Regions from separate parts of the Homo sapiens genome. Here region 2 is linked to region 1. A link is an interaction called in ENCODE POLR2A ChIA-PET data of the cell type or tissue named here. Cell type or tissue: PC-3. All regions are shown on one strand. Each heading gives the region's core, and the rest is flanking DNA. Links, peaks and the distances in the headings are about the cores only. Region 1 has its middle 530 kb from the start of TLL1. Region 2 overlaps TLL1 (tolloid like 1).

The links. ChIA-PET counts read pairs that join two places held together with the same protein. Peaks named below come from ENCODE experiments on the same cell type or tissue, not always from the same donor. Only the 100,000 strongest peaks of a DNase experiment are listed, where the experiment ranks them.
Region 2: POLR2A ChIA-PET joins it to region 1 with 5 read pairs; 1 of 35 experiments calls an interaction of 5 or more read pairs at or near these places.

The regions. Positions count from the first base shown.
Region 1 is chr4:166,394,496-166,406,743 of GRCh38, forward strand. No RefSeq gene overlaps it. Among named protein-coding and RNA genes, the nearest start is that of TLL1, 530 kb to the left of the region's middle. RefSeq lists an enhancer at 8,714-8,883. In PC-3, for the core only: no CTCF peak of the experiment used is centred there; no DNase peak of the experiment used is centred there; H3K4me3 peaks cover 574 bases; H3K27ac peaks cover 511 bases.
Region 2 is chr4:165,900,888-165,913,135 of GRCh38, forward strand. All of the region lies in intron 1 of TLL1 (tolloid like 1), which reads left to right. Among named protein-coding and RNA genes, the nearest start is that of TLL1, 34 kb to the left of the region's middle. In PC-3, for the core only: no CTCF peak of the experiment used is centred there; no DNase peak of the experiment used is centred there; H3K4me3 peaks cover 467 bases; H3K27ac peaks cover 1,649 bases.

The sequences.
Region 1 (12,248 bases), core at 1,801-9,800:
CATTGAGCACACATGGACATAAACATGGGAACAGTAGATACTGCAGACTGTTAGAGGGGGAAGGGAGAGAAGAGGGTATAGGTTGAAAAACTACCTATTGGCTACTCTGCTCACTACCTGGGTGCAATATACTCATGTAATAAACCTGAATATGTATCTAAATAAAAGTTGAATTGAAAAAAATGATGAGTAAGTTCAGGAGTAAGTAGAGCATGATGACTACAGTTAATAATACTGTATTGTATACTTGGAAGTTGCTGAGAGAGTAGGTTTTAAGTACTGTCGCCACACACACAAGGTAACAATGTGAGATGATATGTTAACAAGCTTGATTGTAATTATTTCATAATGTGTGTGTATAGCAAAAGATTATGTCGTGCACTGTAAAATACACAATTTTATTTGTGAATTATATCTCAATAAAGCTGAAAATAAAAAAAGAAAGACAACTACATCCATTCAATACCTGAATTAAAAGGTAAAGCAGATTTAAGAACTATATGTACTCTATTTTTAGCATACTTGGATTACACTTTAGGATAGCATAATGATCAAAATGTAACAATTTTTTTCTCAGTTCTTGTTTTCAAATCTTGATCCAGTCTTCATCATGAGTATGTAAAAAGAATAAAGTCTACTTTTTCCTTTTCTCTCATCTCCAAAATGCTAGTAAAAATAGTTCTGTGAAAATTAAATGACAATGTACATTAATCACCTTACATAGATCTTGGCAAAGCAATTTCCAAATAAACGCGAGCTACTACTAAATGGGCAGCCCTTAACATATTTGGCGCTAAATTCTTACTATAGATGTCAAATTGGCATTTGTGTGCAGTTTCTCTTTGGCTTATGGGTTCCTTAGACTCAACAGCATAAAGCAACAACACTGGTAATTCAACAGATATTTCAGCCATGGAATGGCTGTGCTTCCAAAGTTAACTGAAGTAGTTAAATCTCAGCCAGAATGAAAAAGAGAATTTTATTACTGTCCTAATTGCTGGCCTTATATGAAAGTCAGTGATAGGACTTACAGATTGTAGATAGAAACATACTTCTATATGTGACTTTTCCCCATTCTCTGAACTGAATATTAGCATTTCTGCCTTTGATTTCCCACCGCTTGCTATTTGCAACACATTTTGTTTTCCCAAGTAAATAAGACTCTCTGGTGGCACCTTGAAGAGAATTCAAGGAAGAAATAGAGTTAAACAAGTTAGCAATTATGATTAAATTAAATCTATATTACACATTGATTAATTTGTGTTCAGTTCACAGTTTTTCTTTAAACATTATTTGCCTTTTTGTTGTCATTTGTGAGAAAATGCTTAAGGTTTAAGCACATGAATGACAAATTTTCTTAACATTTCAGTAAGTGCTCAATCATTTTAAGATGTAAGTTCTGCCAACTATTGTCAGCAGCAAATTGTACACCTTTTAATATCACAGCATGGTTCATATTTTCTATGATCAATTAAACTCTAAGAGTATATAAACTTAATTATACCAAAACTAACTTTTACATATGGAGCTCTTTGACAAGAAACCTGTGAAGGGTTTGAGGTTTACCAGACAACCTGGCATACCAGTTGAATGTCAGTATTCCATGGTTTATAACTTTAATTTTATTCAGAGTTTACAAAATAATATTTACTTGAAAATATCAAATTTGGATATTTTTTGGTAACTGTTGAAAATTTGTTCATCATGTGACGCAAATTATTTTTTCCTTTGTATTTATCCACATAGTAACTTTCTTTTGAATCTAGTGATACATAATAAAATAAAAATGGAATGGGTCCCTGTAGTAAATAATAAAACTTATGTTCTTGATGGTTTCAATTTTGTCTTCATCACTGGAAAACACATTTTTATTAACTAATACGTATGTGGTATTAAATGTATTTATTTCTTCCCATTAAAATATTAATTCTAATGTTTTCAAATGATTTCACATTACATACAACCCCAAATCAATTTGAAATTAAATTTGTTTTGCTTTTAATTTCCGAATTCAAGGGTAAATCAGTTTAAGAACTATTTGTAATCTATTTAAAAATAGAATTTTATAAATTACATATAGTAGACATGTTTTACTATATATAGACTATCATATTAAAGAAGACTGTATTATTTCACACTACTTCTGAAACTGAATTAACAAATTTTTTTTTCTTCAGAAAAAACCTAGATGTGAAGATAGAAAGCAAAAGGTTAAAATAATACCCTCGTGGTTTTCTTTTTTTTTTTTTTTGAAATGTAAGTCTTTCCAAAACCTATTTTATTTTATTTATTATTTTTTAATTTTATTATTATTATACTTTAAGTTTTAGGGTACATGTGCACAATGTGCAGGTTTGTTACATGTGTATACATGTGCCATTTTGCTGTGCTGCACCCATTAACTGGTCATTTAGCATTAGGTATATCTCCTAATGCTATCCCTCCCTGCTCCCCACACCCCACAACAGTCTCCAGTGTGTGATGTTCCCCCTTCCTGTGTCCGTGTGTTCTCATTGTTCAATTCCCACCTATGACTGAGAACATGCGGTGTTTGGTTTTTTGTCCTTGCGATAGTTTGCTGAGAATATTGGTTTCCAGCTTCATCTATGTCCCTACAAAGGACATGAACTCATCATTTTTTATGGCTGCATAGTATTCCATGGTGTATATGTGCCACATTTTCTTAATCCAGTCTATCATTGTTGGACATTTGGGTTGGTTCCAAGTCTTTGCTATTGTGAACAGCACCGCAATAAACATACGTGTGCATGTGTCTTTATAGCAGCATGATTTATAATCCTTTGGGTATATACCCAGTAATGGGATGGCTGGGTCAAATGGTATTTCTAGTTCTAGATCCCTGAGGAATCGCCACACTGACTTCCACAATGGTTGAACTAGTTTACAGTCCCACCAGCAGTGTAAAAGTGTTCCTATTTCTCCACATCCTCTCCAGCACCTGTTGTTTCCTGACTTTTTAATGATTGCCATTCTAACTGGTGTGAGATGGTATCTCATTGTGGTTTTGATTTGCATTTCTCTGATGGCCAGTGATGATGAGCATTTTTTCATGTGTCTTTTGGCTGCATAAATGTCTTCTTTTGAGAAGTGTCTGTTCATATCCTTCGCCCACTTTTTGATAGGTTTTTTTTTTCTTGTAAATTTCTTTGAGTTCATTGTAGATTCTGGATATTAGCCCTTTGTCAGATGAGTAGGTTGCAAAAATTTTCTCCCATTCTGTAGGTTGCCTGTTCACTCTGATGGTAGTTTCTTTTGCTGTGCAGAAGCTCTTTAGTTTAATTAGATCCCATTTGTCAATTTTGGTTTTTGTTGCCATTGCTTTTGGTGTTTTAGACATGAAGTCCTTGCCCATGCCTATGTCCTGAATGGTATTGCCTAGGTTTTCTTCTAGGGTTTTTATGGTTTTAGGTCTAACATTTAAGTCTTTAATCCATCTTGAATTAATTTTTGTATAAGGTGTAAGGAAGGGATCCAGTTTCAGCCATCAGTTGTTTTCTACATATACAGATAGACAGAAAAATAGAAAGGTAAATGATAGACAGATAGGTAGGTAGGTTGATCAATAGATGTATTTGCTGTTGTTTGGTTTTGTTTAGTACCCGTAGTAAGAATTATGTTTTGTACCAGGACATGGACACACACACCCCCCCCACACACACACACAGACACACATTGGTACACACACATAACAAAATTTTAAAAAATAATCTTTATCCATTTTATAAGGAGTGTGATAGGAAGAATAGTGGACATCAAAGGTTTCCATGTCCTAGTCACCAATACCTGTAAATAGGTTACATGGCAAAGGAGAATTAAGTTTGCACATGGAAATTAATTTGCTAATCAGCTGACTTGAAAATAGTGAGATTATCATGGATTATTCAAGTGGATCCAATGAAATCAGAAATCCTTAAATGTGGAAGAGTCACAGTCAGAGAGGGAGATGTGATAAAAGACTTAGTTAGAAGTGATTCCCACCACAGCTCTGAAATTGAGACTTCAAGACCTTCAGTCAAAGATGGCAGAGTGTGAGATTTTACCCAGTTGTTTTCCTGGGGGGACAGAGATAATTAAAAGTAGTGAATCTACATCAGAATTAGTTGTAAGCTATTCACAGTCCAGGTTTCCAGCCTCAACTCCAGAGACTGAAATTTAGTACATCACAGTGAGCCTAAACATTGTTTTGAGTTTTTGATTTCGTTGTTGCTCTTGTTTTTCAACTCTTCATGTGATTTTGATGTAACCAAGTTTGGGAAATACAGAATTAAAACACTCGTGATTCCCAAAGGACGATGGCAGTGAGGGGTGCAGTGACGTGAAAAATGGGCATACCAAAATCACCTGGGAAATTTTTTCCTAATTTCATCTGATTCTTCATCTACACCTAGTAACTCTGTGTAATATAGTGATATCACTTCAGAAATTTGGGAATAATTTAAAGATTTGTGTAATTGGATAAAGATCCCCAGGTAAGTTTCACTATCCCTCACTGCTTTTACAACAATTGAACTACAGATTTGGTAGAACTAAGGAGAAAACCCTTTAAAAAATGTTTAATGAAGGTTTTTTGTTTTTTTTTTTTTAAAATGCACTAGACATTAGTGAAACCAAAATGGGGAGATAGCATAAGGGACTGACAAAGACTCTAAGAAGGGAGCCAAATGAGGGAAGCTGGGAGGACAGCCACGTTCAATATGCCTGTATGTATCATGTCATAGTTATGACAGGAATTGTGAGGCACTTTAGGAAGCTTTGGTGATTCCTTTTGAAATGTAGCAAGGTCTGCAACACCCTCCCTACCCCAATCATTCAAAAGTTGCAAAGGGCTAGGTTAAAACAAGGAATGGCAGGCAATGGAAGACTGATCTTAGGTTTTTATAAGAGAAAGCATTGACATTAGGATAATTATTTTATGGCTCATCTTGATGAAACATCAGCAGTACATTTAAGTCTGTTTTATGCATTAGACTTCTTGTTGTAAAAGGGATTATGATGACTTAAGTAAAGATTGCATATCGTACCTCATTCAGAGGTGCTTTAGAAAGAAGACTAAGGTTAGCTGATTTGTTCATAAATGTTTACTTGAGCTGGGATCGCAATATAAAGCCCTTTATGAGAATAACTTCTTACGTACGTAAAAATGCATTGTAAGGTGTCACTGTTATTTCGAATTCCCAGTTACGTAACTAGGAGAAAGGTATATTTCAAAATACAAGGGACTACACTGCCAAACATTTTTTGAACCAATTTTGAAAAGATTATTTCCTCCAACTAGTATATTTTAACCTGAATTTCTGTCATTGTCAGGCTGTCATGCTTCCTCAGGCCACTCCATTAGGTCACAGAGACCGTATCTTACATATGATGTGGTAAATTATGTAGGGGTAACATATGACTCCCCAAAACCAGTTGCTTGCAACAACAAAGGCTTGTATTTTGCTCATAACACAGAACACAGTCCACTGTGACTCAGGTGTGGCCCTGCTGCATGTCATCTTCATTTTGGGACCAAGCTTTTCTCATCAACCTCTTCCTAGAATATCACCAGTCATCATATCATTGTGGAATAAGAAAAGGATGGAAAAATGCATCTATACATATGTATATATATGTGTGTGTGTGTATATATATATATGGAGAGATAGATACACACACATATACAAATATACACACATAGATACACAAACTTGTATGGGTGTGTGTGCATGTGTAGCGTATGTAATAAAAAGTCATTTTAAGAATGTAACAAAATTATAGTTTCATGTTGTATAAAGAAGCAAATAGAGACTAAATGTGTCTTAAATCAGTGATGTGCTGGAGCCAGGTTGCAATGGCTTATGAGAGCTGATTATTGACACCTTTTCCCAACTCCATATTTATCCAGAGACAGCACATTGGTAGCTTGAAAGCAGCCAGGTGGGAGCACTTACAATGCAACACTGCAAATCAGGGCTGGCTGGGATCTCTTTTCCCTGCGGCATACCACTGCTTAAATGTAGCAAACATACAGCTAAATGATAGTCCTCAGAGTAGAGTACAGGGGTTAGAAGTTTTCTTAACACTATGAAGGAGTTAGGATCTGAAGATCGTCAGGGCTGAGCCACAGGCAGAAATCATCAGGCTGTCACTTTAGCTTGTGTATGCTGCAAAGGAGACGGGAGCAGAAAACTGTTGTCTTTCAGGACAAAAGTCTAGCTGCACCACCTGGTTAGCTGCAAACACAAATCAAATAACTAAATTTACTTTTCTAGCTCCTTGCACACGATGTTTACACAAGGAACCTCAATGGACTCATATATTTTAAAATGTTTATTCTTGATATATGGGGTTCTTTCTACGCACCACCTGCTTACATTCTGCAATGAAGTTAATGATCCTTTTAAATCCAGGATAGAACAGAGACCTGATACAAATTTACTCATGGTACATTTGTTTTTGTAATGTTTTCTTTTTAAAAAATGTCATGACTATTTGCCTGAGAATGTATTTCTTACATTAAGCTTATTCATAGACTTTACCAGAATTGTATAATAAATGCTTTAAAATTCATTTCAAGTGGATTTATACTCATATCTGTGTATATGTAGGTCTTGTCCTCATACGTAGCATCAGCAACAGCAGAAAGAAAATATATTAAAAAGCTATATTTTAAATTATTAAAATTTTATATAATTTAAGTTATCCAAATTATAATAACTTTTTCTAAATATTTTCACACCAAAACTCTTCCTTAGAGGTAACTATATTAAAAGCTTTTATGCATCTAAGACTTTTGTTTCTTAAAGCAATATCATATTGATGCTAATACACAAGTAGGTAGCATTTAGATGGACAAGAACATATATTTTTTTTTAGAAAAGGCGATCATTCAATGCATATTTTCTGAAGTGTTTTAAAATTAACAATAGCTATCACATACTCTTTTTAATATATAAATATTCATTTTTATAGATATTAATTTATTGATGATTATTACTTATTGGGCTGTTTCAAAACATTGGAATCTTAAACAGAGTTGCAGAAATATTCTTTATGCACATAGGTTTGTATGTATATATATCTTTGCATACTCATGCTAATGTATCTGTAGGAAAAATTCTTGATAGTCCTATTAGTGAAAAATTAAAATAAGTATGGATTGAATTAATTTGTATAGTTAATTAATCCTGTTCTATGTATCAGTTGTTCACACATATTAAAAAGGATTCATGCAAACTGCAGGTACAAATTCACTGCTTAGCATGTCCTTCTCACACTTCAAAGGCATAAATCTCATATACAAATGTGTATTATTTGATAAAATGGTCATAAAATTTCCATGATAAAAATAGTATATATTTTTAGAGATGACAGAGAAGCACTACTGTATTCCCTGCTGAAACAAATGTAGAAAATATAGGTTCATTCGGGGGTCACCATTGACAAGTGCTTTACTTCACTTGATCTTAGGCAAAAGGCTGAGAAGTGATAATTGCCTTGCTTAAGTCCTAAATATTTATCAATTTTTTTGGAGGAAACCTGACCTAAATTGGAGCAGGAAGAAAATAATACACTTTGCAAAGTATTGCACTTATAGTCTTTTCCACATCTTTAAATAATATATTAAAAAAGTTAACGTAGTTTAGGCCAGGTAGCTCATTTAGAGTATAAACCATCTTAAATATTGAGGGATGTTTCAGTTTCAATGTTTATGTGTGGGGCAGAGGGCAGCTATGAACATTTCACATACACTAGTAAAAGCAGAGATTTTTTAAATGACAAATTAATTATTTTAGGAACTAAGCTCATGGGAGTATGATAATTTTTTCAAAGTGGATGTTAAGTCTGGATAAAATATTTTTCTGTTTTGTTGCCTTGTGTTTATCTTAAATTGAATGTAACTTCTAAAGATAAATTAAAGGACTTGCTACTTTAACTAATGATATTTAAATTAAAACAACTTCATCAAAGCATTCAAATTGGAAAGGGAGAAATACAATTATGTCTGCTCACAGATAACATGATCTTATATGTAAAAAATTTTAAAGATTCCACACAGAAACTAAATTATTTAATTTAGTAAATTAAATTACTATTTAGTAAATGAATTTAGCTAAGTCATAGGATACAAAATCAGTGCATAGAAATCAGTTGTGTTTCTATAAACTAACATGAACATTTCAAAAGTAAAATTAAGAAAACAATTTCATTTACAGTAACATCAAAAATAATAAAAATTCTGGCCGGGAGCAGTGGCTCACGCCTGTAACCCCAGCACCTTGGAAGCCAAGGCGGGCAGATCACCAGGAGATCGAGACCATCCTGGCTAACACGGTGAAACCCCATCTCTACTGAAAACACAAAAAATTAGCCGGGCGTGGTGGCGGGCACCTGTAGTCCCAGTTACTCAGGAGGCTGAGGCAGGAGAATGGCATGAACCCAGGAGGTGGAGCTTGCAGTGAGCCGAGATCACACCACTGCACTCCAGCCTGGGCGACAGAGTGAGACACCGTCTCAAAAATGAATAGATAGATGATAGTTAATAAAAATTCTTAGGAATAAGTCTAACCAAGAAAAGGAAAGACTTATATGCTGAAAATTCCAAAATTTTGGCCAAAGTAATTAAAGAAGACACCAATAAATGAAAAGATATTCCACATTTATGATTTAGAAAATTTAATATTGTTAAGGTGTCAGTACTAATCAAAGTGATCTACATATTCAGTATAATCTCTACCAAACAATGTTTGTGTGTGTGTGTGTTTTGTTTTTTGTTTTTTGCAGAAACAGAAAAATGCGTCCTAAAATTCACCTGAAATCTCAAGGGACACCAAATACCTAAAACAATCTTGAAAAAGAAGGTGTCACACACACAATTATGAAAAATAAGAATAAATTTGGAGGTTTCACATTTCCTGATTTCAAAACTTATTGTAAATCTACAGCAATCAAAACAGAGTAGTGGGGCAGGCATAAAGGCTTCCATATAGACCAATGAAATAGAATAGATATTCCAGAAATATACCCTCACATACATGGTCAAGTGATTTTAAACTTGGGTGCCAAGACCATTCAATGGAGGAAAAGACAGTCTTTGTAACAAGCGGTGCAGGAAAACTGAATAGCTATATGTAAACGAATAAAGTTGGACCCTTACTTACCCCACACTCAAAATTAAATCAAAATTGATTAAAGGGTAAATGTAAGGGCTTAGACTATAAACTCTTAGAAGAAAACATAGGATAAAAGTTTAGGACACTGAATTTGACAATAATGTCTTAAACTTGACACCAAAAGCACAGGCAACAAAGCAAGAAAATTAACAAATTGAACCACAGAAAAATTAAAATTTCCATACATCCCAGGGCACCATCAACAGAGTGAAAAGGCAACTCAAAGAATGGGAGAAAATATTTGCAAAGGACACATCTGACAATGGGTTAATATTGAGAGTATAAAACTAACTACAATTTAAAAAACAACAAAAATGGACAATACAATTTTTAAAAAATGGGTAAAGAACTTGAATAGATATTTGTCTAAAGAAGATAAACAAATCACCAATAAACACATGAAAAGATGCTCAATATCACTAATCATTAGCAAAATGCTAATTGAAACCACAATGAGATATGACCTCACACCCATTAGAATAGCTACTCTAAACAAAGGAACTAACAAAAAACACCAAAAAGAAATCAAGTAAGCAAACAAACAAAAAAACCCAGAAAATAATTGTTGGTGGGAAGTGGAGAAATTGTACCCTTTGTGCAGTGCAGGTGGGAATGTAAAACCATGTAGTCACTATAGGAAAAGTAAAAGGAAGTTCCTTAAATAATTAAAAATAGAATTACCATAAGATCAGGCAATTTTACTTCTGGGTATATATCCAAAAGGGATGAAAATAAGGACTGAAAGAGATTTGTAAACCCTTGTTCATAATAACATTATCCAAGTGTCAATCAATAGGTATAGGTAAACAAAATTTGGTATATATGTACAATGGGATATTATTCAGTCTTAAAAGAAATTTTGACACATACTACAACATACATGAATTTTAAGGACAGTGTGCTAAGTGAAATAAGCCAGTCATAAAGACATAAATGCTGTATGATTCCACTTATAAGCAGCACCTAGAGTAGTTAAATTAATAGGGGCAAAAAGTAGAATATTGGTGGCCAGGGACTAGAGAGACAAAGGTTGGGAAGTTGTTGTTTAATAGGTAAAAGTTGTATTTTTCCAAGATGAAGAGTTCTGTGGATGAATGCTAGTGATGATAGCAAAACAATGTGAATGCCACCAAACTATACTTAATGCCACCAAACTATACATTTGAAGATAGTTAAGGTGGTACATTTTATGTTCTATGTATTTTATCACAATTAAAAATTTTTAAATAGCAGTATGATCATAAAATTTTAATTGATATTGAATTCCTAATATTCTAAGGAAATTACATATTTAGTATATGTGAGGAAAAATAAAACTGTCCCCCCTCATTAAAAAAAGTACTAAATTATTATATTTTGTAATATTAGTATTAATAAGAAAACAAAATGAAGAGATGGGTTTTAATTTAAAATTTAATAACTTGTACATTAGAAGAAGAATCTAAGAGTTTTGGAGTGAGTTTATATTAGGCTTCTTATAGTTTTACAAACTTATATACCATTAACTTTCCCTGGAATACATTTTTCAAAAATCTATGTTAAATACTCACTGCTATTTTGAAACTTGTTGTGTGTGTCGTAGTACCTGAAATGTGAAAGATGGTAAATATTCCCTCCCCTTAAAAAACAACAAGGTTGTAGCACAAAATAAAGTTAAGTTTACATTTTTAAAAGGAATAAATGTATTAATTGCTCTTAGCTACATTCAGATGTAAAAATTTGGTACGAACAAAAATATGTATGTTCTCTAAAGTTCAATTTCCCTGTCTATATTAATTATTATTATCTTTGGTGTCCAACAATGTGCTTATAGTTTTAAGCATATCTGAATTCTGTATTTTAAAAAGCACTAACAAGATTCTGTTCTCAATCAATGTCTTCATAGATAAGTTAATTCACAACTTTTTGAGCACTTATGTAGTCTAAAAATAATCATCTTTCTTAATTGAAATACTCACCTGATTTTATTATTCATTTGTAATGTAAGAACTTAAACTGCTATGCATAATTATTAGAGTGGATATTTCTGGTCTATCTGTATTGTTTATAGTTAGCAGAACTGAATTTTGTGGATTTATGAGGCACCCTTGTCTGTAGAAAGGATATAGCCACACAAAGTGTCTAATTGATACTAATTATGCTTTGTATAAAATGGGGACGCTCCAGAATAAGTGGCTCCCTGTATGCAATTTTCCGCATTCATCAATCATAGCAAATCTCTGTGAAAGCTAAAGCCACGATATATCCTATTACAGGGAAAAAAGGAATTAATGGGTACTATAGAACTTCTCCAAGAAAAGAATGCTTAGCCTGTGATTACCTGTATTGTTTGAATCATTAGAAATGTCTGGTTATGGTAAGATTTGTTATTTGTGTGTGTTTCATTCAATAATTCAACACTTTTTGTTCACATAAGGTATAACTCTAATAAAAGACATAATAGAATTTAAGACAAAATTTTCTACTGACACAGAGAAGAGCATTGCATTAGATAATCCAAAGACCATAGATTACAGGAAAAACATGCAAGAAGTTGTATTTGTCAAGCGAAATAAGGTAGAAATCTCCTTTGTAAAGCAGGAACTACAGAAAATTGGGGAATAAATAAGTAGAAATAGAAATTATGAAAACTAAGTGATAAAAAAACTATTCTCAGCCAAAGACTAAGTCAAATGGACAAAATTTTAAAATAAGATAGCAAATATAAGAACATCGCTTGTTAGCATAATTATTAATATAGAACTACAGGGTATAGTTTGCTATTTAGAGCTTGATAAAGGAAAATGCACCATATTCTTAAGTAATCATATTGCATTTATAAAAATTCATTATGTGTTAGATAAAAACACTATAAGCTACATAGTAAGACAAATACTATTTTAATTAGAATATAATAAAAACTAAAAATAACAAAATAAAAACTAAAATATTCCTCCTACAGAAAATCAATGCTATTACGCTAAATAATGCTTGTGCCCAGAGAAGAAGCAAAATTGCAGACTGTTTAATGACAAATGATAATAAACATGCCAATATCATAATCTATGAAATGTAATTACATCAATGATCATTGAA
Region 2 (12,248 bases), core at 2,694-10,693, 490 kb before region 1:
TTGGTCTTTTCACATGGTCCCATATTTCTTGGAGGCTTTGTTCATTCCTTTTCATTCTTTTCTCTCTAATCTTGTCTTCATGCTTTATTTCATTAAGTTGATCTTCAACCTCTGATATTTTTTCTTCTGCTTGGTTGATTCAGGTATTGATACTTATGTTTGCTGCACGAAGTTCTCGTGCTGTGTTTTTTAGCTCCATCAGGTCATTTATGTTATTCTCTAAACTGGTTAGTCTAGTTAACAATTCCTCTAAACTTTTTTCAAGGTTCTTAGTTTCCTTGCATTGGATTAGAACATGCTCCTTTAGCTCAGAGGAGTTTGTTATTACCCACCTTCTGAAGCCTACTTCTGTCAATTCATCAAACTCATTCTCTGCCAAGTTTTGTTCCCTTGCTGGTGAGGAGTTGTGATCCTTTGGAGGAGGAGAAGAGACGTTCTTGTTTTGGGAATTTTCAACCTTTTTGCACTGGTTTTTCCTCATCTTCATGGATTTATCTACCTTTGGTCTTTGATGTTGGTGACCTTCGGATGGGGTTTTTGTGTGGATGTCATTTTGGTTGATGCTCATGCTAATCCTTTCTGTTTGTTAGTTTTCCTTCTAACAGTCAGGCCCCTCTGCTGGAGGTCTGCTAGATTTTGCTGGAGGTCCACTCCAGACCCTGTTTGCCTGAGTATCACTAGCGGAGGCTGCAGAATAGCAAAGATTGCTGCCTGTTCCTTCCTCTGGAAGCTTTGTCCCAGAGGGGCACCAGCCAGATACCAGCTTGAGCTCTCCTGTATGAGGTGTCTGTTGAACCCTGCTGGGAGGTGACTCCAGTAAGCAGGCACAGTGGTCAGGGACCCACTTGAGGAGGCAGTCTGTTCCTTAGCAGAGCTGGAGTGCTGTTCTGGGAGATCCATGGCTCTCTTCAGAGCTGGCAGGCAGGAACATTTAAGTCTGCTAAAGCTGCAACCACAGCCACCCCTTACCCCAGGTGCTCTGTCCCAGGGAGATGGGAGTTTTATCTATAAGCCCCTGAGTGGGGCTGCTGGCTTTCTTTCAGAGATGCCCTGCCCAGAGAGGAGGAATCTAGAGAGGCAGTCTGGTTACAGTGGCTTTGCCGAGCTGTGGTGGGTTCTGCCGAGTTCGAACTTCTGGGCATGTTTGTTTACACTGTGAGGGGAAAACCGACTACTTAAGCTCAGTAATGGTGGATGCCCCTCCCCCCACGAAGCTTGAGCATCCCAGGTTGACTTTAGACTGCTGTGCTGGCAGCAAGAATTTCAAGCCAGTGGATTTTAGCTTGCTGTGCTCCATGTGGGTGTGATCTGCTGAGCTAGACCACTTGGGTCCCTGGCTTCAGCCCCCTTTCCAGGGGAGTGAACAGTTCTGTCTCACTGGCGTTCCAGGTGCCACCAGGTTATGAAAAAAAAACAAAAAAACAAAAAAACAAAAACAAAACAAAAAACCTCCTGCAGCTAGCTTGGTGTCTGCTCAAATGGCTGCCCAGTTTTGTGCTTGAAACCCAGGGCCCTTGTGGTGTAGGCACCTGAGGGAATCTTCTGATCTGCAGGTAGGCAAAGACTGTGGGAAAAGCACAGTATTTGAGCCAGAATGCACCGTTCCTCACCTCATGGTCCTTCATGACTTCCCTTGGCTAGGGGAGGGAGTTCCCTGACTCCTTCTGCTTCCTGGGTGAGGCGACGCCCCACCCTGCTTTGGCTTGCCTTCCGTGGGCTGCATCCAGTCCCAGTGAGATGAGCTGTGTACCTCAGCTGGAAATGCAGAAATCACCCACCATCTGCATTGATCTTGCTGGGAGCTGTAGACTGGAGCTATTCCTATTAGGCCATCTTCCTAGCCACACACCAAGTATAGTCTTTTCAACAAATGAGGCTGGAACAATTGGATATCTATGTGTAAAACCTACCCCCAAAATGTTGATACATATACAGCACCATATAAATCATTAATTCAAAATGAATCAGACTTAGATGTAAAACCTAAAGTTCTAAAACTTGTTTAAGAAAATATTGGAGAAAATGTTTGTGACTTTCAGTTGGGCAACGATTTAAGATACCAACAACACTGTGCATAATTGATAAATTATACTTCATCAAAATTAAGTTCTGCTCATCAAAATTAATAAGTTCTGCTCATCAAAAGATACTTTTAAGAAAGTGACAATAGGCCGGGTGCGGTGGCTCACACCTGTAATCCCAGCACTGTGGGAGGCTGAGGCACGCAGATCACCTGAGGTCAGGAGTTTGGGGCCAGCCTGGCCAACATGGGGAAACCCCATCTCTAGTAAAATACAAAAATTAGCTGGGTGTGGTGGTGCATGCCCGTGGTCTCAGCTACTCAGGAGGCTGAGGCAGGAGAATGGCTTGAACCCAGGAGGTGGAGGTTGCAGTGAGCCGAGATCGTGCCATTGCACTCCTGCCTGGACAACAGAGCAAGACTCTGTCTCAAAAACAAAACAAAGAAAGTGACAATACTGTATTGTATACTAAAAATTTTTCTAAAAGGGTAGATCTTTTTCTTGTTTTTTTTTTTTTTTTTTGAGACGGAGTCTCACTCTGTCGCCCAGGCTGGGGTGCAGTGGCACAATCTTGGCTCACTGCAACCTGCGCCTCCTGGGTTCAAGCGATTCTTCTGCCTTAGCCACTTGAGTAGCTGGGACTACAGGTGTGTACCACCATGCCCCACTAATTTTTGTATTTTTAGTAGAGACGGGGTTTCACCATATTGATCAGGCTGGTCTCAAACTTCTGACCTTGTGATCTGCCTGCCTCGGCCTCCCAAAGTGCTGGGATTACCGTCGTAAGCCACTGCGCCCAGCAGAGGTTAGATCTTAAGTTCTTATCACACACACACACACACACACACACACACACAAATAATAATAATAAATAATAAGGCAGAAAGACACTTGGTGATCACAAGAGGTTTATGGCACATATTGTGGTATAATCTATGGCATAGGTTTCATGGGTGGATGCTTACTTCCAAATTCATCAAGGGGTATACATAAAATATATAGGGTTTTTTTGGTATAAAAGTAAATAAAATACATTTACCACCATTATATTTCAGGAAAAAATCTCATTTAGTCTTTTTATATTATACGTTTAACAAACGCTAGTTTCTTGTTGCTGATATGTTAGAATTTTGCATATATCTTTTGTTATTTTGTAATTTTTTTTTATATGGCATCTTTTTCAAAAAAGTCTGTATTAATGTTACAGTCGAGTTTTCCTTCATTCTCTATGCTCTGGAGTCTAGAACAGTTAAAATCCATGAAATGTTTCCTAGAAAATGGAAGAACTTGCCTATGAATACAATCTTATATTGATTACTCGGCCAACTACTTGCTCTGAAGTCTAATAAGATTATTACCTCATGATTCCTGGAAAAATGCCATGTTTTCTCATTCATCCATTCCTACCTGTGTTCAGGTCTCTTGGTTTCTAATTTTGTTTCTGTCCCTGTTTGTTTGACTAGTTCAGTCTTGGCATTACACTAGCTCTCTTGGCATTTGTTCTTAGTTCTGTGAAGGTGAATTTGATAAACTTTATCGATATGAAGGGCAGGATATTTTGCCCAAAGTGTGTACCCCTTATAAGCAGGCAGGGAAGAAGGAGGAATTAGAGGAGACAAAATGAAGATGTCAATCATTTGAACCCTTAGATAATTCTATGATAAATTATAAATTGTAGAATATTTTCTGATATGTAGATTTATCTATCAGCTAATTAATTCCTTCTTAATTCATAAAAGCACCATGTTTTGTTTTCCTGTGTAATAACAAATATTTTCTAATTTCACAAATTATTTCAATAAATGAAAATGTGAGCCACGGATTTAAGAAAATCTTTTCAATTCACATCTTTGATGAAGACTTGCATATGCAACCTATAAAGAAGTCTCAAAATCTAATAAGAAAACTAGCAACTTAATAAAAAATAAGCAATGTATTTAAATGGTTTACCAAATATACTTCATCAAAAAGAGAAATTGGACGGAAAATAAGCACATGGAAATAAGCTTAACATCAGCCATGAGGAAAATGCAAATTAAAGCCACAGTGAGATACTTCTTTAACCTATTAGAACGTCTCAGATAGACAGACCATTAGGCAAATGAAGGGCAATTTACAAAATACTGGACCAGTACCCCTCCAAATGCCTGATAATAAATACCAAGTGTTAGTGAAGTAACTGCAGTGCTCATACAATACTGTGGGAGTGTAAAGCAATACAATTTTGGAAGACTATTTGGCAATTCCTAAAGAATTTAAACTTATACCTGCTATGCGATCCAGCTATCCCATTCGTATACATTTACCAAAGAGAAATGAAAGCATATGTCCCTACAAACCTTTATTCACAATAATTTTATACCTAATAGTCCCAAATTGGAAACAACCAAAATGTCCATCCTTAGGTGAATGAGTAAACAAAATGTACATGTTAGAACGTGGATTACTTTATGTTGATTTTATTCAATAAAGCTGTTAAGATTGAAATTCAACTTATGTTGGATTTTAATTGAACAAAAATTTAAATATTTCCCTCATCAGATTAAACTCATATTAAACTTTCCTTTAGCCCTGTATTATAATGTCTTGATTCACAAAGGATTTCGTGTACTAAATTCTTCCTGGTTATTGTGATTTTCTGTTGACTCCTGTTTAGATCTTATCTCCTGGGCCTTATTCACCTCGTCATCTTCTCCTCCTGTTGTCTTCCTGTTTACTGGCATGCCCTGCTTGCACCTCCTCCCTGGAATTACACACACTCCTACTTTTATAGAGGTGAAATTTGGTTGAAATTAGCATCACATACAACTTTGAAGTGAGCATAGAACAATTAAGAGTGATAATGTTGGAACTGGTTAGGATTAGGGGTTGAAGTGAAGAGAAGGTGTCTGAATGTGTTAAAACAAACATTAGGATTCCTAATCTATTTTTGAAAAGCGTCATCGGTTGCTTTTCTGACTCATTTCCCAGTCCCTCACCGTGAGACACCCCACAAATGTCTGCTGAGGCAGATACCATCATTACGTTCTAGGAATGATTCTGCTTGCCTTTTGAGAGTCATAATGGCATAGTTCATTTCTAGGATAGGAGCAGTTTTGTATACATTATAATTCAGGAGTCAGCAAACTAAGGCCCGATGCCTGTTTTGGCAAATAAAAGTTTCATTAAAAAAAGTTTTATTGGAACATAGCTGTGCTCATTCTATTTTGTATTGTCTATGGCTACTTTTATGCTACAACAGCGTATTTGAGTACGTGCAGCCACTATAGATAGTGTGAGCCTCTAGAAAGCCTGAAATATTTATTTTTCGGCCCTTTAAGAAAATGCATGTTAACCTCTTAGTTAATTAAAATTAATAATAACAAACACATAGTATGCACTACGTGCCAGCTTCTTGTCATATGTTAAGTAAAAATATTAGTTCTAATACTCTTAATAACCTTATAAGGTAGATATTGTTCCAATACCAATTTAACATGTGAGGAAACTGAGACATAAAGAGGTTAATCTTCCCTGTCACAAAGTGAAGAAATACAAGGGCTAGGATTTGAACAAAAGTGGCTTGACTCCAAGCCTGGGCTTTTAATAGCTTCTTGTACTGCTGCTCCATTTGGAGAAATAGAGGAAATACAAACTATTTTAATAAACAGTGAAATTATAATATACAACCAACCAGTTTAGTGAAAATCTTGGAAATATTTAAATTATAAGAAAGGAGATAAGATATATTTAATTAATTTGAGATTAATTATTGCAGTTTTTCAGGCTCATCCATGAAAGAATTGTGAGTAGACAATTCTTTTAATATTTGGTTTTATTCACTCTTAGTAAATTGTCTCTTTGAATTAGGCCTGTATCTTAGTGTAGTGATTTTATAGGATAGTAGACTACAGATCCTTTTGTCAGCTTATTTCTCCAGTTTTTTTTTTTTTTTTTTTGGTTCAGTGTCATATCCAAGGAACTGTTCCACCAAGGAATCAGAATCATTTCCAAATTTTTAGTTTCATAACTCTGATTTTTCTTTAAACCTGTTTTATATTTTCTGCATCATTGTAATAGAGAAATCAGTCAACATTTATTTCAGTAATTGTTTGCAACTAAAACATGTGAAACAAAACAGGCTCAAGAGATTCTGACAGCTTGCTTATTTTTCTTGAAACTTCAGTTTGTGTTTTTGACATACATATATCAATGGTCTCAAAAAAGTTTAAAAATTAAGAACATACAGTTTTGTGTTTGTCCTCATGAAGATTACACTTGTGACCCCAGTTTAGCATGAACAAATATTTAAGAGTATGTCATAGTAATGTTTTTGTTAAAAGACTGTCTTTGGACTCAAGCCATATTTTTTTTTGTTTTTTAGGGCCATAGTAGACATTTCTTTTAACATGGGAAGCATGATTTTGCTCATCATGATACATTGAATCCAAATAGCCTGTTCATTGAATCCAAATAGCCACAATGGCTACAAAAATGTGTGTATTTTATTTTACTAGGTATGTGTGGAATATGTGAGGAATTAAAAGGGTAGCTTGTAAAAGGCATCTTGTCCTGCAAAGAGAGTATGTCTGGTCAGGAGTAACACAGTAAGTATACAGATTAGTTTAATAAAACGTAGAGTAAGATTAATTTAATGCAAGCCTTTTTTTTTTTTTTTGAGACGGAGTTTTGATCTTGTTGCCCAGGCTAGAGTGCAATGGCATGATCTTGGCTCACCGCAACCTCTGCCTCCCAGGTTCAAACGATTCTCCTGTCTCAGCCTCCCGAGTAGCTGGGATTACAGGCACGCAACACCACGCCCGTCTAATTTTGTGTTTTTAGTAGAGACAGGTTTTCACCATGTTGGCCAGGCCAGTCTCGAACTCCTGACCTCAAGTGATCCACCCGCCTTGGCCTCCCAAAGTGCTGGGATTGCAGGCGTGAGCCACCACTTCTGGCCTTGTAAGACACTTTTATAAACTTCTGATAAGCAGCATTCTAATATTGAAATACCTGTTCATTATATCAATTGATAAAAAGTATTACAAATGTTTCCAACAAACACTGCTATAGGCCTGTAAAGGAAGAGATACTCTTTACCAGTTCACCACGGAAGTGCTTCACAATAGGTGTGAGCTGGGTTTTGAGTAGACAGGAAGGATGAGATTACAATGAATACTAAATATTTCTCTGGCACTTGATGTTTTTCAAAGCAATTTCAAATATGTAATTTGATTTTACAGCAACTTGATAGAATAAGTAGTAATTGTTATTCTCATTTTAAAAATAATTTGACATTTAGAAGAGTTAAATGACTTTCTTACACAGCTGGTAAGTGGTGGAGGTGCTACTTATACTCCGGTCTTCCAACTCCAGATCATCTAAGTTTTGCATTGTAGCACCCCTTAAATAGAAGGATGGGTCAGGCACAGTGGCTCATGCCTGTCATCCCAGCACTTTGGGAGGCCAAGGCAGGAGGATCACTTGAGCCCAGGAGTTCAAGACCAGCCTGGGCAACATGGCAGAAACCCCATCTGTACTAAAAATTATCCAGGTGCGGTGACATTTGCCTGTAGTCCCAGCTACTCAGGAGACTGAGGTGAGAGGATCACCTGAGCCTGGAAGTGAAAGGCTGTAGTGAGCCATGGTTGTACTGTACTCCAGCAGCCTGGGTGACAGAGTGAGACCCTGTCTCAAAAAAAAAAAAAAAAAAAGGGAAGCGTGGAAAACACTAAACTAATAGCAGTCTGCATGGAATTCAGGTAAAGGAGGTTGGAGATACAGAGTCAGAGAGGGACTCAACTTTTAGCTTTTTAAATGGCTGAGAAAATACCTGTGATGGGAAGGGGTAGGTCAAGCACAGAGGCAGGAGAGACTGTGAGTAAACCCTTGCAGTAATCCAGGCCAGGCATGGTTGTGGCACAGGCCAAAGTGTTAGTTATGGAGGGAAGTATATGGATTCTGGATGTATTTTGAAGGTAGAGCCAACTGGATATGTTGATGAACTGATTGTAGGGCTTGAAGAGGAGGAAACAAGAATGGCTCATGCCTGTAATCCCAGCACTTTAGGAGGCCGAGGCAGGCTGATCACTTGAGGTCAGGAGTTTGAGACCAACCTGGCCAACATGGTGAAACCCCATCTCTACTAAGAATACAAAAATTAGCCGGGTGTGCCTATAATCCCATCTACTCGGGAGGCTGAGGCAGGACAACCACTTGAACCCAGAAGGCAGAGGTTTCAGTGAGCAGAGATCGTGCCACTGCACTCCAGTCTGGGTGACAGAGTAAGACTCCGTCTCAAAAAAAAAGAAAAAAGAAAAGAACGGCTCCAAAGTTTAAAACTTGAGCAACTGGAAGTATAAAATTATGGTTGAATGAGATGGGAAACAACTAAGAAATGAGGAGGCCAGGGTTGACTTAGACCTGTAGAGTTGAGATGCCAATTAAACATTCAAACGGTAAGTTCAAGTAGGCAAGTGGACACAGATTTAAAGTTCAGAGGAGAGTCATGAATTTAGAAGCCGTCAGAATGCAGGTGATGTTTGTAGTGGTAAGATTAGGTGGCATCACTAGGGGAATGATTGTAGATAAAGAAAAGAGTTCCAAGGACTTAGGTCTGGGACATTTCAGCGTTTTGAGTTCTTGGAGATGAGGAGGAACCAGTAAGGAGCCCGATACTTATGCAGTTGCTTTAGAATGAGCTGAAGTGAGGCCACTGAATGTGGGAAAAGCTATAAGGGTTTGTTGAAACATAACTTCAAAGCAACCTAGTGAGTTTTGTCTGTAGACCATGCTGTGGGCCTCATGGTATGATAGGCATTGAATTGTTCAAGAAAAGTCCATAATAAAACACTATAGTGATCAAACATTTTTATTTATGGGATTAAGCCGTTACTTAGTTCTCATAACAGCAGAGTGAGAAGTAAGTAACAGGGATCATTACCCTCATTTTTAACATAAAGAAACTGAGACTAGAGGTGAGAGGGTTACATGTAGTTTTGCAAGTAATAGTAGCACAGTTTTTTTCCCCAAATACCTACTGACAAAGATCTTTATAAATTTCTAGAATGATATATTTTATAAGCAGGAAACAGAGGCCAGAAGAAACTAGAGAAAAGGAGCTGCCATTAAGGAAAATAAGAGAACACTTGGAACCCAAACAGAAGCATGATCTACAAGGACAGGAGGAATCACGCTGTGGTGAAAAGCACTAGCTGAGAATCAGGAAACTTGGATACCAGTCCTGGCTGTTTCACTTTCGGAAAGCCTGGAAGCCAGTTTCTTAAGGCTTAGTGTGTTTCTGAGAACATGACTTTCTTACAGGATGGATTTGTAAGCTCATTAAAAAGGCCTGGGAGGATGCCTAGATACAGGAGTAACTTCTTGGGAGCAGATGAGCTTAGAGGGGGCAACAAATGGAGGGTTTTTTACTTTCCTCTTCATTATTATTTGAATTATTAATAATGTGTATGTGCTACATTTTTTTAGTTTCATCAAAAATTGAAAATGGGAAAAACTGTAAGACAGAATTCAATTAAGCAATTTCTAGACACCAGTAGAAAAATGTGGCTCATATCCATTGATTCCTAAATCTTAATTTCTTCTGCTATAAAATTAGGGAATTTTCAAGAGTCCCTAAAACCAATTCCATCTCTGGCATCTTGTCATCCTATGTAGAGCCACACATTTCAAGATGTGGGGCCCTTTTGTAACTAGTGTATAGAAGACAATCTTTGCACTGATGTTTTCATGAAAATCAGTTAACTGAAATGCTCTGATAACACTATAAGGCTAAAACTGGAATTTGCACCAGTACTAAGTAATTTAATAAAACAATGCATTATGTCAAATAACTACGCCCATCACTTGAATTAGTTAATGTTGTTATAGCCCATTATCCAATTTTACACATGAGAACACTGGGGCTTATCAAGATTAAGTAACATGCCCATGATTATATAGCTGCCAAGTGATGAAACCCAAGCCTGAGTACTATGCCTAAAATCTTTGTTTGTTGATAGACACATAATATTGGTACATATTTGTGGGGTACATGTGATATTTTGTTACATGAATAGAATGTGTAATGATCAAGTTGGGGCATTTAGGATATCCATCACTTTGAGCATTTATCATTTCTATGTGTGGAGAGCATTTCAAGTCCTCATTTCTAGCTATTTTGAGATATATAATGTGTTATTATTATCTATAGTCACCCTACTCTACTATCAAACACTAGAACTTATTCCTTCTATCTAACTGTGTTTTGTTGCCCATTAACCAATCTCTATTCATCCCTCTCACACCCACGTTCTTCCCAGTCTCTGATAATTATTATTCTACTCTCTACCTCCATAAGATCAACTTTTTTTTAGCTCCCGCATGTGAGTGAGTACATGCAATATTTGTCTTTCTGGGCTGGACTTATTACACTTAACATAATGATCTCCAGTTCCATCCATGTTGCTGCAAATGATGTGATTTCATTCTTTTTTATGGCTGAATAGTATTTCATCGTGTATATATACCACATTTTCCTTATCCATTCATGCATTAAGGAACACTTAGGTTGATTCATATCTTTGATGATGAGAATAGTCTAAGCCTAAAATCGTAATCACTAAATACATCTGCTGTCTCAGTCTTTTTGGTGGTAAACGACTTCCTTGATATAGGAAAGCAGTGATTTATTTTGGTTTACAAAGAGAGAAACCAGAATCTGCTTGATTTTTGTCAAGTGCCCTCATTTCTGAACCCCCTTTTTTTAATTTTCAAGTTAACTTTTTTAGTTAACTAAGTAAACTGCTCAATGTTCTTCCTGTGTCTCGTATTGATATAACCCTACCTTCATGTATTTCATTCATAAAATGCATTGCCCCAGCTTGAATGTTTCTGAAACCCAAATGTCTTGTAATTAATGGGTCTGTTTAATGTGACAGTATTTCTTCGTGCTACAGGAAAAATTAAGTCAATGGTGTTTTTTTGTTTTGTTTTGTTTCGTTTTTTGAGACAGAGTCTCGCTCTGTCGCCTAGGCTGGAGTGCAGTGGCATGATCTTGGCTCACTGCAAGCTCTGCCTCCCGGGTTCACGCCATTCTCCTGCCTCAGCCTCCCGAGTAGCTGGGACTACAGGCACCCGCCACCATGCCCGGCTAATTTTTTGTATTTTTAGTAGAGACGAGGTTTCACCATGTTAGCCAGGATGGTCTCGATCTCCTGACCTCATGATCTGTCTGCCTCGGCCTCCCAAAGTAATGGTGTTCTTAAACATGGTGTTGTCCCTGGAGCCAGAAAATAAGACAATAGTCTTTCTGTTGGAAGCACTGTTGCCTTGTTCAACAATCTAGGGACCCATACACCTAGTTTCCTGACTGCGTTCCTGGTCTTAACACACTGTGTTATTCAGATGTCCAGCTTGAGTGTCTGACTTCCACTTCTGTCTTCATTGTCAGCCACGGAGCCCTCTCAGATCTGATCCACTCCTTTGTTGCTTCCTACTTTTCATTCTAAAACTTGATTTGGTTTGCTTACGGTTCTGGTTTCCTACTCAGTGTCCGTGACCCATGTGAACAGCTCTCAAACCTGCCAGAGTATTAGAAGCACCTGGAGAAATTTCTTAAAATTAAAGACTCTAAAGTACACATCAGAAGTGCAAAACCAGTTGCTTGGATTGGAATCTGGAAATCTACATTGAAAAGAGCGCTTTCAGGCACAGCCTGATTAGAATCCCTGCCCATGTGATAGCTTTACTGGAAGCAGGTTGCCAAGTCGATTTCCTCCTCGTTCCATAGTTGTTCAATAGAATGTGAGAAGTTAGGGACTCCGGTATCGTTCTGTCAGGGTATCTTGATTAGGAACTTTTTTATTGAGAGATAATTATAACAAGACTGCATTCTATTCCCTTAAAAAAAGTATCTGTTTATACTTACTGTTGTGTAAACACATCATAGAAAATTACATTTGAAATTACATTTCCCATAGAGGTGCTTATCTTACCATAGAAAGAAAAAAAAAAAGCTTTTGGATTGAGCTGTTTTCTTTTTCTCATTTTTCTTCTTTAATCAAATATAAAATACCTTAATTATGCATTGGAGTTCACCAGCAAATATTTGAAAAAATCATCACCATGCCACATGAACTATGAAGCAATTACGTGTTTATTCCAAGCAGTTTTTGAAATAAGAGATTTCGGCCAATTTCCCAATGGATACTTTTCTTATTTAAATAACAAGTCCAGATCATTGACTTA